2 separate regions of the Homo sapiens genome follow, and region 1 is linked to region 2. Evidence: read pairs that join two places in POLR2A ChIA-PET (ENCODE). Cell type or tissue: PC-3. All regions are shown on one strand. Each heading gives the region's core, and the rest is flanking DNA. Links, peaks and the distances in the headings are about the cores only. Region 1 overlaps LOC101928334 (a long non-coding RNA gene). Region 2 overlaps SLC30A7 (solute carrier family 30 member 7).

Region 1 (7,377 bases), core at 2,807-5,306, 230 kb after region 2:
AAAGGATTCATGGGTCAACTGTATTTCACTATTTTTATCTATTTGTAAATTATTAATAATTGCTTTATGTATAAAAACAACAGCTGTCTCATCATCATTATAATGTCAATTGTTCCATCCTTATACTATTAATATGATAAATATACATTTATACTTCAAATGACAGAAAAGTAGGCATTAATCAGCAAAGCAGTTCAGGAAAATTAATCTGGCAGGACTGAATAAAATGGGCTTGAAGAAAGTAGGCTTAAAGCAGAAATATATTGGCTAGGACTCCATTGCCATTATCTAAACAAGAATTAATGAGTTTCCTAACTGGGAATGAAATAGAAGAAATGGAAAGAAGGGACAGTTTTAAAATGTAATGAAGGGAAAATTGATGCAATTGGATAACTGGTTGAATATAAGAAGCAAGACAGACTATCATAATTGTTAGATATTTCAGATAATGTGGGCATGAAAGAAAGAGATGCCAAGATGGTAGTAGGTAGTAGAGAGAAGGCCAAGGAAATACTTGTATTTCCTGAAGTTGGGAAATACTTATACTTGAAGAGTGTAGAAAGGAAGGAATCAGCAGAGAGAGCTAAGGAGAAGCAAAAGAACAATTTCACAAAAACATGGATTTAAAGAAGTAGTGGGCAGCAATATTCAGTGCCGCAGAAAAGGCTCTAGATTTTATGAGTAGGAAGTCTCGTGACCTTTAAGAGCACAGGGTTCCATAGAAGGGTGAGGACAGAAACGAAATTTGAAAGGATTAAGGAATGAGTGAAGTATAAGAAAATGTGACAGTATTTTTTCAAAATGAATAATCAAGCAATGAAACATGGAGGAACCTCAAATGCATGCCACTAAGTAAAAGAAGCCAGTGTGAAAAGGCTGCATGACTGTATGATTCGAGCTACATGGCATTCTGGAAAGGGCAAGCCATGGAGACAATGAAAAGATCAACGGCTGCCAGGGATTGCAGGGAGGAAAGGATAAACAGGCAGAGCACATCAAATTTTTAGGGCAGGGAAACTAGTCTGTATTATACTATAATGGTGGGTACATGTCATTATGCATTTGTCAAAACCTGTAAAATGTACACCAAAAGTCAACTCTAATGTACATTATGGACTGAGTGATTATGATGTGTCAGTGTAGTTCATTGGTTGGAACAAATGTACTCTGGTGGGAGACGTTAATAGTAGATGTTGGCCGGGCATGGTGGCTCACGCCTGTAATCCCAGAATTTTGGGAGGCCGAGGAGGGTGGATCACGAGGTCAGGAGTTCAAGAGCAGCCTGGCCAAGATGGTGAAACCCTGTCTCTACTAAAAATACAAAAATTAGCCCAGCATGGTAGCAGGCGCCTGTAATCCCAGCTACTTGGGAGGCTGAGGCAGAGAATCACTTGAACCCGGGAGGCAGAGGTTGAGTGAGCCGAGATCACGCCATTGCACTCCAGCCTGGCAATAGAGTGAGACTCCATCTCTAAATAAATAAATAAATAAATAAATAAATAAATAAATAAATAAATAAAATGAAGTCAATTTTAAAAGAATGTATAACCATTTTTATTAATATAAACTTCTGTGTTACATACATGTATTACTTTTATTGTATCATTTTATAGCCCTTAAAAATTTCAACAAAATGTAAAAATGTATTTTTGTGACCAATGAAATAAGTGGAGTAAAGTGATATTGTTCAGCTAAATATATGATAGATATAAGAATTTAGTTACATTTCTGGAATGACAGAGTGGTGATGAATTTTATAGCATTATGACGTAAGTAAGAAATGTTAGGTCTGTCTTCGGATGTCTATTGTATGTTCCAGTTATTTATTGCTGTGTGTAACACACCACACCAAAACTTAGTAGCTTAAAACAGTCATTTATTGTTATGTTCCATTTTTCTGGGGGTTGACGAAGCTGAGCGTTACTCACTTTTGTGTCCTTCAAATGGTTGCAGAAATATGACAGATGAGGCTGGAATTCTGAAAGCTTCTTTACTCACATGCCTGGCTCCTAGACTAGAATAGCTAGAATACCTGTGGGCTGGTCAGGATTTCTCCCTCTTTTGTCTCTCCACATAGCCATAGTGTGGCTTGGGTTTCAAACAGCGTGGCATTTCAAGACCAGGAATTCCAGGAGACCCAGGTAGAAGCTTCAAAGTGTGGGAAGTGTTGGAAGTCATACAGCGTCACTTCCACTATATTCTATTTGGCAAATCTGTCACAAATGAGCCCAGATTCAAGGGAGTAGAGCAATAGATAGATACAGGGAGGAGAGAAATTGATGGTAGCCAACTGAAAACAAGAAACAAGCTACCACAATCTATTTAGGGGATATTTATAAAAACATAGAGACACACATGCACAAACAACACACACGTACACACATACATGCAGATAAATACATTTTTATGAAAAAATTAAGAATTATTATGAATGTTCAAGTATACAATAATATGCAAAGGGAAAACCTTAATAATTAAAGTAGGAAATGAGACTAACTCTGAGAAGAGTAATCAAAGACATTGTATTTTTTTTTCAGTAAGATCAAGTAAGTCATTCCAAACTGTCTGGCGTCCTGTCCCAAAACATCTCTGAACTTCTCAGTTCAAGAAGTAAGTTCCAGAATTTATTTGGCAAAGGTAGCTTATGTTCACAGTACTGTCTCTGGTTTTCCAGTCTGTCTCCTAGTCATAGGCCCCTAAAGTCCACCAGCCCTTACACTTCCGGCTGCATGCTTGCAAAATCTACTATGTAGTTCTGATTTTGTAATTTTCATTTCAATGAGCATGAAAACTTTTAATACTGAACGTCCAGAAAAGATCTTGTTTTCTTTTATTCCCTTTCCTTTAGGTCATTTTCTTGTAGTTTTCTTCTTTCATTCAATTTTGATAAGACTTCTTTCTTTGAAAATGACATTTAAAAATAAGGTTAACACACAAGTTATTACTTTAATAAAGCACATAACGTATACCTTATAAAATATTTTGAATGCTTTAGAAACTTGTCTTTGCTGCACACAGGCAGAATGGAGTAATATTTTAAGATTTCCTGCAACTAGAAAGGTATGGAAAGTCTTACTGATTTATATTGTGTTCTGACTTCCTGAGGCAGTTTTCCTAATGCTATTCCATTTTAGTCATACCATGAAACAGAGCTTGCTCATTTATTGTGTTTTTTTTTTTTTAATCAGAATTCAGTGTAGAACTTTGTATTTCAGTTTTGTTTGTTGTTTCTTTAGCTTAATTTCTATGGAATTTTATAGTAATAGCAGTTTTATTTTATAAAAGTTCTCTTGCTGGGAGGATAATTCTGTAAGCATTTGAGAAAAGGAATTCCCAGTTCAATTTTCAAAATTATTTTCAAAAATAAATAACCTGACTATTTAACATATATAGTGTTCCAGACTTGCATTTATTGCCTGTACTATGTAATTAAAGATTTTATTATCTATAGTTACTTGGGAAGACACATCTTTTACATCAGTGTTTGTTTCTCAGGACAGGAAACATTTATTACGGTTCTTTTGTATTCCTAAAGTACCATAGTTCTTTTTTTTTTTTTTTTTTGGGGGGGAGAGAGTCTTGCTCTGTCACCCAGGCTGGAGTGCAGTGGCACGTTCTTGGCTTACTGCAGCCTCCACCTCCTGGGTTCAAGTGATTCTCCTGCCTCTGCCTCCTGAGTAGCAGGGACGACAGGCATGTGACACCACACCCGGCTAATTTTTGTATTTTGGTAGAGATGGGTTTTCACCATGTTGGCCAGGCTGGTCCTGAACTCCTGACCTCAGGTGATCTGCCTGCCTTGGCCTCCCAAAGTGCTGGGATTACAGGCGTGAGCCACCACGTCCAGCCTTAAAGCTCATACCATAGTTCTAGACAAATAATATGTAGATGCTCACTTGATAAAAGGGTGTTTATGTTGTATTCTTTCCATTTAATTCTTGTAATTTGAGTCTTACTTGCCTTCCTTAACCATACACCATAGAAACATTATAGAATTTCTTTTATTTTTTTTTCCATCAACTTTTATTTTATGTCCCAGGGTACATATGCAGGATATGCAGGTTTGTTACATAGGTAAATGTGTGTCATGTTTGTTGGCTGCACAGATCAACCCATCCCCTAGGTATTAAGTCTGTCACCCATTAGCTATTCTTCCCTGATGCTCTCCCCCAACCTTTACCCCAACACAGGCCCCTGCGTGTATTGTTCCCCCGCACCATATATCCATGTGTTCCCATCCTTCAGCTCCCACTTATAAGTGAGAACATGCGATGTTTGGTTTTCTGTTCCTGCATTAGTTTGCTGAGAATAACAGCTTCCAGCTCCATCCATGTCCCTGCAAACAACATGATCTTGTTGCTTTTTATGGCTGCATAGTATTATGGACTTTTTTATGATGTAGCTTAGTCTTAATAACATTACTGGTTATTTGTGCATAAGATCTTTCTGATTTAAATCTTTCCCCTAAATATTAAAACAGAAATGGGAAAATTTAATCTTTCTGAAAAGATCTCCTCTTTTTGTCATGTGGTTTTTAATGGCTTTTTATTAATACAGTCTCGAGCAGGGGTCTCCAACCCCCAGGCCACAGATGGGTACCAGTCAGTGCCTGTTAGGAACCATGCAGCACAGTGGGAGGTGAGTGGTGGGAGAGACAGCATTATTGCCTGAGCTCTGCCTCCTGTCAGATCAGGGGCGACATTAGATTTTCATAGCAGCAGGAACTCTATTGTGAACTGCGCATGCGAGAGATCTAGTTTGTGCTCTCCTTATGAGAATCTAATGCCTGATCATCTGAGGTGGAACGGTTTCATCCTGAAACCATTCCCCCAACCCACTCTGTGGAAAAATTGTCTTCTACAAAACCAGTCCCTGGTGCCAAAAAGGTTGGGCATTGCCATTATATATAATAGCTGAAGCGTATATACCAGGACATTTTTTTAAGTTCAAAATATAATTAGAGGCATCTCATTAAGATTTGTTTGTTTGTTTGTGACGGAGTCTCCCTCTGTCGCCAGGCTGGAATGCAGTGGTGCGATCTCAGCTCACTGCAACCTCCGCTTCTCGGGTTCAAGTGATTCTCCTGCTTCAGCCTCCCGAGTGGCTGGGACTACAGGCATGTGCCACCATGCCCAGCTAATTTTTTGTAGTTTTAGTACAGATGGGGTTTCACCACGTTGGCCAGGATGGCCTCGATCTCCTGACCTCGTGATCCTCCTGCCTCGGCCTCCCAAAGTGCTGGGATTACAGGCGTGAGCCACCACTCCTGGCCTAAGGTTTTTTTTTTTGGATTTTTTTTTTTTTAGATGGCCTCACTCTGTTCCCCTAGGCTGGAGTGCCATGGAAAGATCCTAATCTTTTCAAGGCTCACTGCAGCCTTGACCTCTTGGGGTCAAGTGATCCTCCCTGAGTAGCTAGGACCACAGGTGCATCACCTGTCTCAGCCTCCTGAGTAGCTCCTCAGCCTCCTGAGTAGCTAGGACCACAGGTGCATCACCACACCCAGCTAATGTTTTTTATTATTTTGGTACAGACAGGCTCTCCCTATGTTGCCCAGGCCGGCCTCAAACTCCTGGACTCTAGTGATCCTCCTGCCAAGTGCTTTGGGAGCACTTGGCCTCCAAAGTGCTGGTATTATATGTATGAATCACTGTGCCCAGCCCTCATTAAGATTTAAGAGAAGACTTTTACTCCCTGCATGCAATGGCTTATACTCACAAATCTCAGCAAATATCAGTTCTTCAAATGACATGACACTGACAAGAAATGGAAAGAACCGTTAAGAATAATAAAAAAGAGAAAGCTAACTTACAGTGACATAGAAAGAAATGAGACATTTCCAGAGAAGTAGTCAGTTCTTGTGATTATTAATTTTCTTCCTTCTAAACTGACTAATAAATAGCATTTTCAGTTACTTGCACCTTTGAAGCTTTCTGTAGCAGCATTGTTTCCATCACTGTGACATAAGTCTCCTGAGTACAACTCTTAAAATTAACCCTTTTGAGGTTGCCAGTGGTTTCAGTTTCTTTATATTCTTCTGCCTGTCACGCAGAAAAGTAAATCATTTTCTCTAAATTTGTCATCTTTTCTACTCTGTTATAGACCCGTCTTCATATTTTAATTTCCCTTAACTTTTGCAGTCTGAACAAATGAAGAAATCACATTTGTATCTTATTTTAAGTCCTCATCAAAAATTCAATTCCTTTTGGAGTTTTTCAAAAGCTTTCAATAGTGGAGGAGTTATAAGGAGAAGCGAGGTCAGATGGTTGACAGGAAGTGGGTAAAGTGTTTCATTGAGGAAGAGTGTGGGGTTAAAGAACACACAATAAAAGGAGACAAAGGAAGAAGTAGGGCCCCGTGGAAACAAGAGTCATAAAGACATAGAAGTGGAGTGCCAAATGTCTATATTTCTTCACAAAGATGACAAGATTTGAAAATACACGTCAGTGACAGTGGCTGGCAATCAACTACCACGATAGACCATAATGAAAGCCGGGTGGACAAGTATTCATTTCTTTGAAATGAATACTTTGAAATGAATAACTTTGAAAGGCTCAGATAAGGTCTCTGGTGTAAAGGAAAATACTCTACAAAAATTGATGCTTAAATGTACATGGGAGGAGCTTCTGACAATGTTCTATTTCTTGACTTTGTTAATGATCAATTATGCATTTTGGGATGATTCATTGAGTAATACACTAATTTGGGGCACTTTTCTGTGTGAGTGTTATATTTCAATTAAAAATGAAAGAGTAGCAAATAATAAATATTTGGCTTCCAACTTATTCAATTTTGTACTGTGTTCTTTGAGACCATTAGATTACCTAAACCAGTCATTATTTGTGTCTTTCTGAAGAGATCTGGTGATTTTCTTCTAATTCAAATCAACTCAACAAACATTTATCGAGTGGCCAAATGTGCAAGATACAAAAGGTGAAAAACTGCTCAAGAAGCTTACAGTCTAATGGGGAAATATAATGCAACGGGGTTAGAACAACAGCCTGGGCATGTAAATGGTGTCATAGTAAAAATGGGAATTCAGGAGTAGCATGGAAGAAGTAAGAGAAGGTTTTGTTCAGGAGGTGACTTTTGAGCCAATTAGCCAGTTCATACTGAAGTAGAAATTTCCTAATGTAGGAAAAGGCATTTCATACATAGGCGAAAGCATCACCCCACTATTTGTAAGTTACACGTAGATCAGTATTGCCAAGTTGTACACTTCTAGGTGGTATGAGTGGAGAGTTCAGAAGCAGACCTTATTTAAAACATTAGAAAGCCAAGTGCAGTGGCTCACACCTGTAATCCCAGCACTTTGGGAGGATCACTTGAGCCCAGGAGTTTGAAACTAGCCTGGGCAACAAAGTGAGACCCTGCCTC
Region 2 (7,377 bases), core at 1,801-4,300:
ATATATAGTGGCTTACTAATGATAAAGACAGCACCTCAAATCAGTGGAAAAAAGATGGCTTCCCTAAAAACTGGATAGCCATTTGGAAAAAGATAAATTTAGAGCTCTATGTTATACTATATACCCGGAAACATTTCAAATGGGTTAGTGTTTTAAAAGTAAAACATGAAACCATGCTAGTATTAAAAGAAGGCATGGCTGAAATATTTACGGTAGCATGAGAATATTAAGGGGTAGCTGTGGCTCAAAACTAGAAAATCAGTAAGAGAAAAGATTAATGAATTAAGCTACATTTTTAAAAAGAAGAATTTTGGCATAAGAAGAAAGCATCATAAGGAAAGTCACAAGACACAATAAATTAGAGTAAGTATTGGCCACTTAGATCATGAAGGACTAACATTTCTAATATAAAGAGAGCTTCTAAAAATAAAAATGTAATTTAATTAAGAGACTAACTTCCTGATAGAAAACTGGGTAAAAGTATAAGTTTATTTAAGTTACAGGAAAAGAAATACAAATTTAATGTGATTAATTAATTTATTTTTAAAGACACATTCAGTGTCATGATCGGACTATAACATTTAGCAATCAACAGCATGGATGCAAAAAATAAAATCTTATATTAAAACCCTTCAGTGGACTGTTTTACACTTTCCACAGAACATAAACTAAGATAACCTGTTATTAATTGTTACATAATTAATCACAAATATAGTTTTCATGTTTTTTGCCCATATACACAAATACTGTCTAAAACATGTCTTCTTTGTAGCAGCTAGGCCCTGCCACCACTGTGCTTGGCTGAATTCACAAATCCGTTGTAACCTGTAGTTTCCCTGTCACTTCTCTGGCTCTTCTCTCCTGCTAAACTTTATTTCCTAGCAGTAATTAAAATCTGCTACTGCCATAGCTTCTGCAGCTATTGGAACTGCCACAGCCACCTTGGTTTCATAGTTTAGAAAAGAATTTGCCTCCACCACCATAGGGGCCAGATCTTCTGCCACCAAAGTTTCCTTCCTTCATGGGTTCAGAATTTGAAGACTGTTGTAATTGCCAAGATCATTGTAGCTTTCAGCACCTCCAAATTTGCTTCCATTATTACAAAATCCATTTTAACCATCCCACTGCCACCATATCCACCACCACCAGAGCTACCACCAAAGCCACCATGACCACTAAAGTTTCCACCACAACCAAAATTGCCATTCCCACCAAAACCACCTCCACAACCACCACCAAAGTTTCCAGAAGCACTTCACCCTTTTCGGCTAGATGAAGCACTAGGCATCTCTTGATTTGACACAGCTTCCCTAATTTCACAATTGTGGCCATTCACAGTATGGTATTTCAGAATGACAGTCTTATCCACAGTCATGCTTACAAAGGCAAAGCCTTTTTTCTTGCCATTGCCTTGGTCAGTCATGATTTCAATCACTTCAGTTTTTCCATACTGTTTAAAATAATCTCTTAGGTGATGTTCTTCAGTATACTCTTTAATGCCAGCAACAAATATCTTTTTCACAGTTAAGTGGGCACTGGTCTCTGAGAGTCTTCTCTTGAGACAGCTCTCTTTGGTTCCACAACTCTTCCATCCACCTTGTGTAGCTTTGCATTCATGACTGCATCTACCTCCTCCACAGTGGCATACGTGACAAACCCAAAGCCCCTGGAGTGGCATACGTGACAAACCCAAGGCCCCTGGAGTGCCTGGTGTTTGGATCTCCCATTACCACACACTCTGTGAGTGTTCCCCATTGCTCGGAATGGCTCCTCAGATCTTCCTCAGCTTTGTTTCAAAGCCAACCCTCCAATGAAAATGAAGAGCTTCCACAGCCATTCGGGCTCTTTAGAAAACTGACTGCGACGTGACGGCAGTGGGAAGAGAGATTTTAACAATGCCTCCTTGACGGCATCCTCTGGCAGGAAGCACAAACAACTTTTAGAAGAGTAGTTTAGCTCAACGTATAAGGAAGAAATAGAAATTAAAACTGCATTGAGACACCACTTCTTACCCATCAGTAGATAAATGTCCAAAGGTTTGCATAATCTTTTGGCAAGGCTATGGGTAAAATAGGTACTCTCATACTTTGCTGATAGGAATGAGAATAGTATTAACTCAGAGGAATTGGGCAATGTCTAGCAAAATTAAATATGCATATACCTTTAATTAAGCAATCACACTTTTGGGAATATATCCCAAAGGCAAATTTGCAAAAAATATAAAAGAACATATCTGTAAAGTCATTCTTTGTGCCTTTATTTGTAATAGCAAAAGATTGGAAAGAACACAAATGGCCATCTCTATGGAAAAAACACTCAAAGTGCTTTTTCTGTTCTCTCACCCAGCAACAATCAACACAGTAGACTTCTGTGAAATGTGTGGGGTTTTTTCCCCAGACACCAAGCAAGTGTTAACCTGAAATAATCGAAAGAATCAGAGTCTAGCTTTATTCAAGTGAAAAGCTGAGAATGGCCATCTGGGAAACACAAACTCCAGAGAAATGGAGTCTGTGCTCCCAAATTAAAAGTTAAGTTCTTGCTTATACAGGCAGAAAACAAATGTATTAGGGTTATAGCATTTTCTATGCAAGGCTGGTTTATGAGTTATAACAATCTAATGAGTTACAGCTTGCTTTCATTTCCTTTTCAATTTAAAAGAGTGTTTTTAACATTTCATCTTAGACATGATAGTCTGTGTATGAAAAAAGTAAAAGGGCAGTTAATCTACAGTGAAGAGAGAATGGGGCTGCCTAGGTGCCCTTTAATCATTTACAACATTTTATAAAACTATGTGGGTAAGAGAGAAGGCAAATCTAATCAGAGAAACAGTGGTTACAGTTCCCTGTTACGTGACTGAGGTCCTATAATCACATTCCTTTAAGGCTCAAAATGTTTTGAAGTTCCAACAGCTTAGATTTTGAATTACTTATTTTCACACAATCAGTTCTCCAGCAGACAGTAGCTGAGTATCCTCTAATTCAGTTCAATTCTGACACTGCCTGGAGACAGTGTGAGATCTCACAGGTTGAGGGATCCCACTTCTGATGCCATTTGCAAACCCCAGGTTAGTTTGCCTGTGCTTCTGACTGACCGGCTATAAACTGGGGATCCCACAACCCCCTCCTTGGATTCGATTAATTTACTAAAGCAGCTCACAGAACTCAGGGAAGCATGTTTACTAGCGTATTATAAAGGACATAACAAAGGATACAGAGGAAGAGATGCATGGGGTGAGGTATGGGGGAAGGATAGAGCTTCCATGTCATTTCTAGGTGAGCCACACTCCAGGAAACTTCATGTCTTCAGCTATCTGGAAGCTTCCCAAACCCTGTCCTTTTGGGTTTTTATGGAGGCTTCATTACATAGGCATGATTGATTAATTGGCCATTGGTGATCAACTTAACCTTCAGCCGCTCTCCCTATCTGGATCTTTCTAATCATGCCTTGATCTTTCTGCATGACCAGCCCACATCCTGAAGCTACCTACAGGCTGCCAGCCATCAGTCAACTCATTAGAAAGACATCACTTTAGAGAGTCCAAGGATTTTAAGAGCTGTATATCAGGAAATGGGTCAAAGACCAAATATGTATTTTGTAATATTACATCATCAGTAAAGCAGTTCTGTGCAACCTTAAAAAGGAGAATAAAGATGATCTTTATGTGGTAATGTGGTATGATTTTCAAGAATATTATTAAGAAAACAAGATAGCACTTAATATGTAGCACATGATATATAGGTTTATAGCATAAACTATATAAAAGCACTGCTACCTTTTATATAAGAAGAAGAGACATGCATATAATCTAAATGTTTTCATATAATTTTGAAAAGAAACACTGGAAGAATAAATCAAAAGCAAATATAGTTACCTTTTCGGCAGAGGAAAGGGATTAGAAGTGAGACTTTGAATTTTCATTTTATTTTATTTATATATTTTTTCGAGACAGGGTCTGGCTCTGTCACCCAGGCTAGAGTGAGGGCAGTGGCACAGTCTCTGCAGCATCTGCCTCCTGGCCTCAAGCCATCCTCCTACTTCAGCCTCCCAAGTAGCTAGGACTACAGGTGCACACCACCACGCCTGGCTAATTTTTGTAGAGATGGGGTTTTGCCATGTTGTCCAGGCTGGTCTCAAACTCCTGGACTCAAGAAATCCACCCTCCTCAGTCTCCCAAAGTGCTGGGATTATAGGTGTGAGACACCATACCCAGACAGAATATGTTTTTAAAATATTTTTGACTTTGGAATCATCCACATATTTAGCCCTTCAAAGAAAAGTAAGTCAAAAACGTGAAAAGCATATTGAGATTTTTTAACTTACTAGCTGCAAAAAGAAAAAAAAATTGGCTCCTTTTGGTTCTTTAGTTTTTTTATTTATTTATTTTTTATTTTGTTATACTTTAAGTTCTAGGGTACATGTGCACAATTTGCAGGTTTGTTAAATAGGTATGCATGTGCCATGTTGGTTTGCTGCACCCATCAACTCCTCATTTACATTAGGTATTTCTCCTAATGCTATCCCTCCCCCCACCCCCTACTCCCCGGTGTATATGTGCCACAATTTCTTAATACAGTCTATCATTGATGGACATTTGGGTTGGTTCCAAGTCTGCTATTGTGAATAGTGCCACAATAAACATACGTGTGCATGTGTCTTTATAGTAGCATGATTTATAATCCTTTGTGGGATCACTGGGTCAAGTGGTATTTCTAGTTCTAGATCCTTGAGGAATCGCCACAGTCTTCCACAATGGTTGAACTAATTTACACTCCCACCAACAGTGTAAAAGCGTTCCTATTTCTCCACAACCTCTCCAACATCTGTTGTTTCCTGACTTTTTAATGATCGCCATTCTAACTGGCATGAGATGGTATCTCATTGTGGTTGTGATTTGCATTTCTCTGATGGCCAGTGATGATGAGCATTTTTTCATGTGTCCGTTGGCTGCATAAATGTCTTCTTTTGAGAAATGTCTGTTCATATCCTTCTCCCACTTTTTGATGGGGTTGTTTTTTTCTTGTAAATTTGTTTTAAGTTCTTTGTAGATTCTGGATATTAGCCCTTTGTCAGATGGGTAGATTGCAAAAATTTTCTCCCATTCTGTAGGTTGCCTGTTCACTCTGACGGTAGTTTCTTTTGCTGTGCAGAAGCTCTTTAGTTTAATTAGATCTCATTTGTCTCTTTTGGCTTTTGTTGCCATTGCTTTTGGTGTTTTAGTCATGAAGTCCTTGCCCATGCTTATGTCCTGAATGGTATTGCCTAGGTTTTCTTCTAGGGGTTTTATGGTTTTAGGTCTAACATTTAAGTCTTTAATCCATCTTGAATTAATTTTTGTATAAGGTGTAAGGAAAGGATCCAGTTTCAGCTTTCTACATATGGCTAGCCAGTTTTCCCAGCACCATTTATTAAATAGGGAATCCTTTCCCCATTTCTTGTTTTTTTCAGGTTTGTCAAAGATCAGATGGTTGTAGATGTGTGGTATTATTTCTGGGGCCTCTGTTCTGTTCCATTGGTCTATATCTCTGTTTTGGTACCAGTAGCATGCTATTTTGGTTACTGTAGCCTCATAGTATAGTTTGAAGTCAGGTAACGTGATGCCTCCAGCTTTGTTCTTTTTGCTTAGGATTGTCTTGGCAATGCGGGCTCTTTTTTGGTTCCATATGGACTTTCAAGTAGTTTTTTCCAATTCTGTGAAGACAGTCCTTGGTAGCTTGATGGGAATGGTATTGAATCTATAAATTACCTTGGGCAGTATGGCCATTTTCATGATATTGATTCTTCCTATCCACAAGCATGAAATGTTCTTCTATTCATTTGTGTCCTCTTATTTCATTGAGCAGTGGTTTGTAGTTCTCCTTGAAGAGGTCCTTCACATCCCCTGTAAGTTGGATTCCTAGGTATTTTATTCTCTTTGAAGCAATTGTGAATGGAAGTTCACTCATGATTTGGCTCTCTCTTTGTCTGTTATCGGTGTATAGGAATGCTTGTGATTTTTGCACATTGATTTTGTATCCTGAGACTTTGCTGAAGTTGCTTATCAGCTTAAGGAGATTTTGGGCTGAGATGATGGGAGTTTTCTAAATATACATTCATGTCATCTGCAAACAGGGACAATTTGACTTCCTCTTTTCCTAATTGAATACCGTTTCTTTCTTTCTCTTGCCTGATTGCCCTGGCCAGAACTTCCAACACTATGTTGAACAGGAGTGGTGAGAGGGGGTATCCTTGTCTTGTGCCGGTTTTCAAAGGAAATGCTTCCAGTTTTTGCCCATTTAGTATGATATTGGCTGTGGGTTTGTGATAAATAGCTTTTATTATTTTGAGATAGATTCCATCAATCCCTAGTTTGAGAGTTTTTAAGCATTAAGTCCTGTTGAATTTTGTCAAAGGCCTTTTCTGCATCTTTTGAGATAATCATGTGGTTTTTGTAGTTGGTTCAGTTTATGTGATGGATTACGTTTATTGATTTGCATATGTTGAACCAGCCTTGCATCCCAGAGATGAAGCCCACTTGATCATGGTGGATAAGCTTTTTGATGTGCTGCTGGATTTGGTTTGCCAGTATTTTATTGAGGATTTTTGCATCGATGTTCATTAAAGATATTGTTCCAAAATTTTCTTTTTTTTGTAGTGTCTCTGCCGGGCTTTGGTATCTGCATGATGCTGGCCTCATAAAATGAGTTAGGGAGGATGCCCTCTTTTTCTATTGATTGGAATAGTTTCAGAAGGAATGGTACCAGCTCTTCTTTGTACCTCTGGTAGAATTCAGCTGTGAATCTGTCTGGTCCTGGACTTTTTTTGGTTGGTAGGCTGTTAATTATTGCCTCAATTTCAGAGCTTGTTACTGGTCTATTCAGAGATTCAACTTCTTCCTCGTTTAGTCTTGGGAGGGTGTATGTGTCAAGGAATTTATCCATTTCTTCTAGATTTTCTAGTTTATTTGCATAGAGGAATTTCTTGCCTTCTGCTAGCTTTTGTATTTGTTTGCTCTTGGTTTTCTAGTTATTTTAATTGTGATATTAGGGTATTGATTTTAGATCTTTCCAGATTTCTCTTGTGAGCCTTTAGTGCTATAATTTTCCCACTGCACACTGCTTTAAATGTGTCCCAGAGATTCTGGTACATTGTGTCGTTGTTTTCATTGGTTTCTAAGAACATCTTTATTTCTGCCTTCATTTCATTATTTACCCAGTAGTCATTCAGGAACAGGTTGTTCAGTTTCCATGTACTTGTGTGGTTTTGAGTGAGTTTCTTAATCCTGAGTTCTAATTTGATTGCACTGTGATCTGAGAGTTTGTTGTGATTTCTGTTCTTTTACATTTGCTGAGGAGTGCTTTACTTCCAATTATGTGGTCAATTTTAGAATAAGTGTGATGT

Evidence for each region. ChIA-PET counts read pairs that join two places held together with the same protein. Peaks named below come from ENCODE experiments on the same cell type or tissue, not always from the same donor. Only the 100,000 strongest peaks of a DNase experiment are listed, where the experiment ranks them.
Region 1: POLR2A ChIA-PET joins it to region 2 with 14 read pairs; 4 of 35 experiments call an interaction of 5 or more read pairs at or near these places.

The regions. Positions count from the first base shown.
Region 1 is chr1:101,172,991-101,180,367 of GRCh38, forward strand. LOC101928334 (a long non-coding RNA gene) reads left to right here. Exons shown (of 4, transcript XR_426738.4): 4 at 2,538-3,565. Among named protein-coding and RNA genes, the nearest start is that of S1PR1-DT, 60 kb to the right of the region's middle. In PC-3, for the core only: no CTCF peak of the experiment used is centred there; no DNase peak of the experiment used is centred there; H3K27ac peaks cover 832 bases.
Region 2 is chr1:100,940,128-100,947,504 of GRCh38, forward strand. The region is part of intron 8 of SLC30A7 (solute carrier family 30 member 7); the gene reads left to right. It also overlaps the pseudogene HNRNPA1P68. Among named protein-coding and RNA genes, the nearest start is that of SLC30A7, 48 kb to the left of the region's middle. In PC-3, for the core only: no CTCF peak of the experiment used is centred there; no DNase peak of the experiment used is centred there.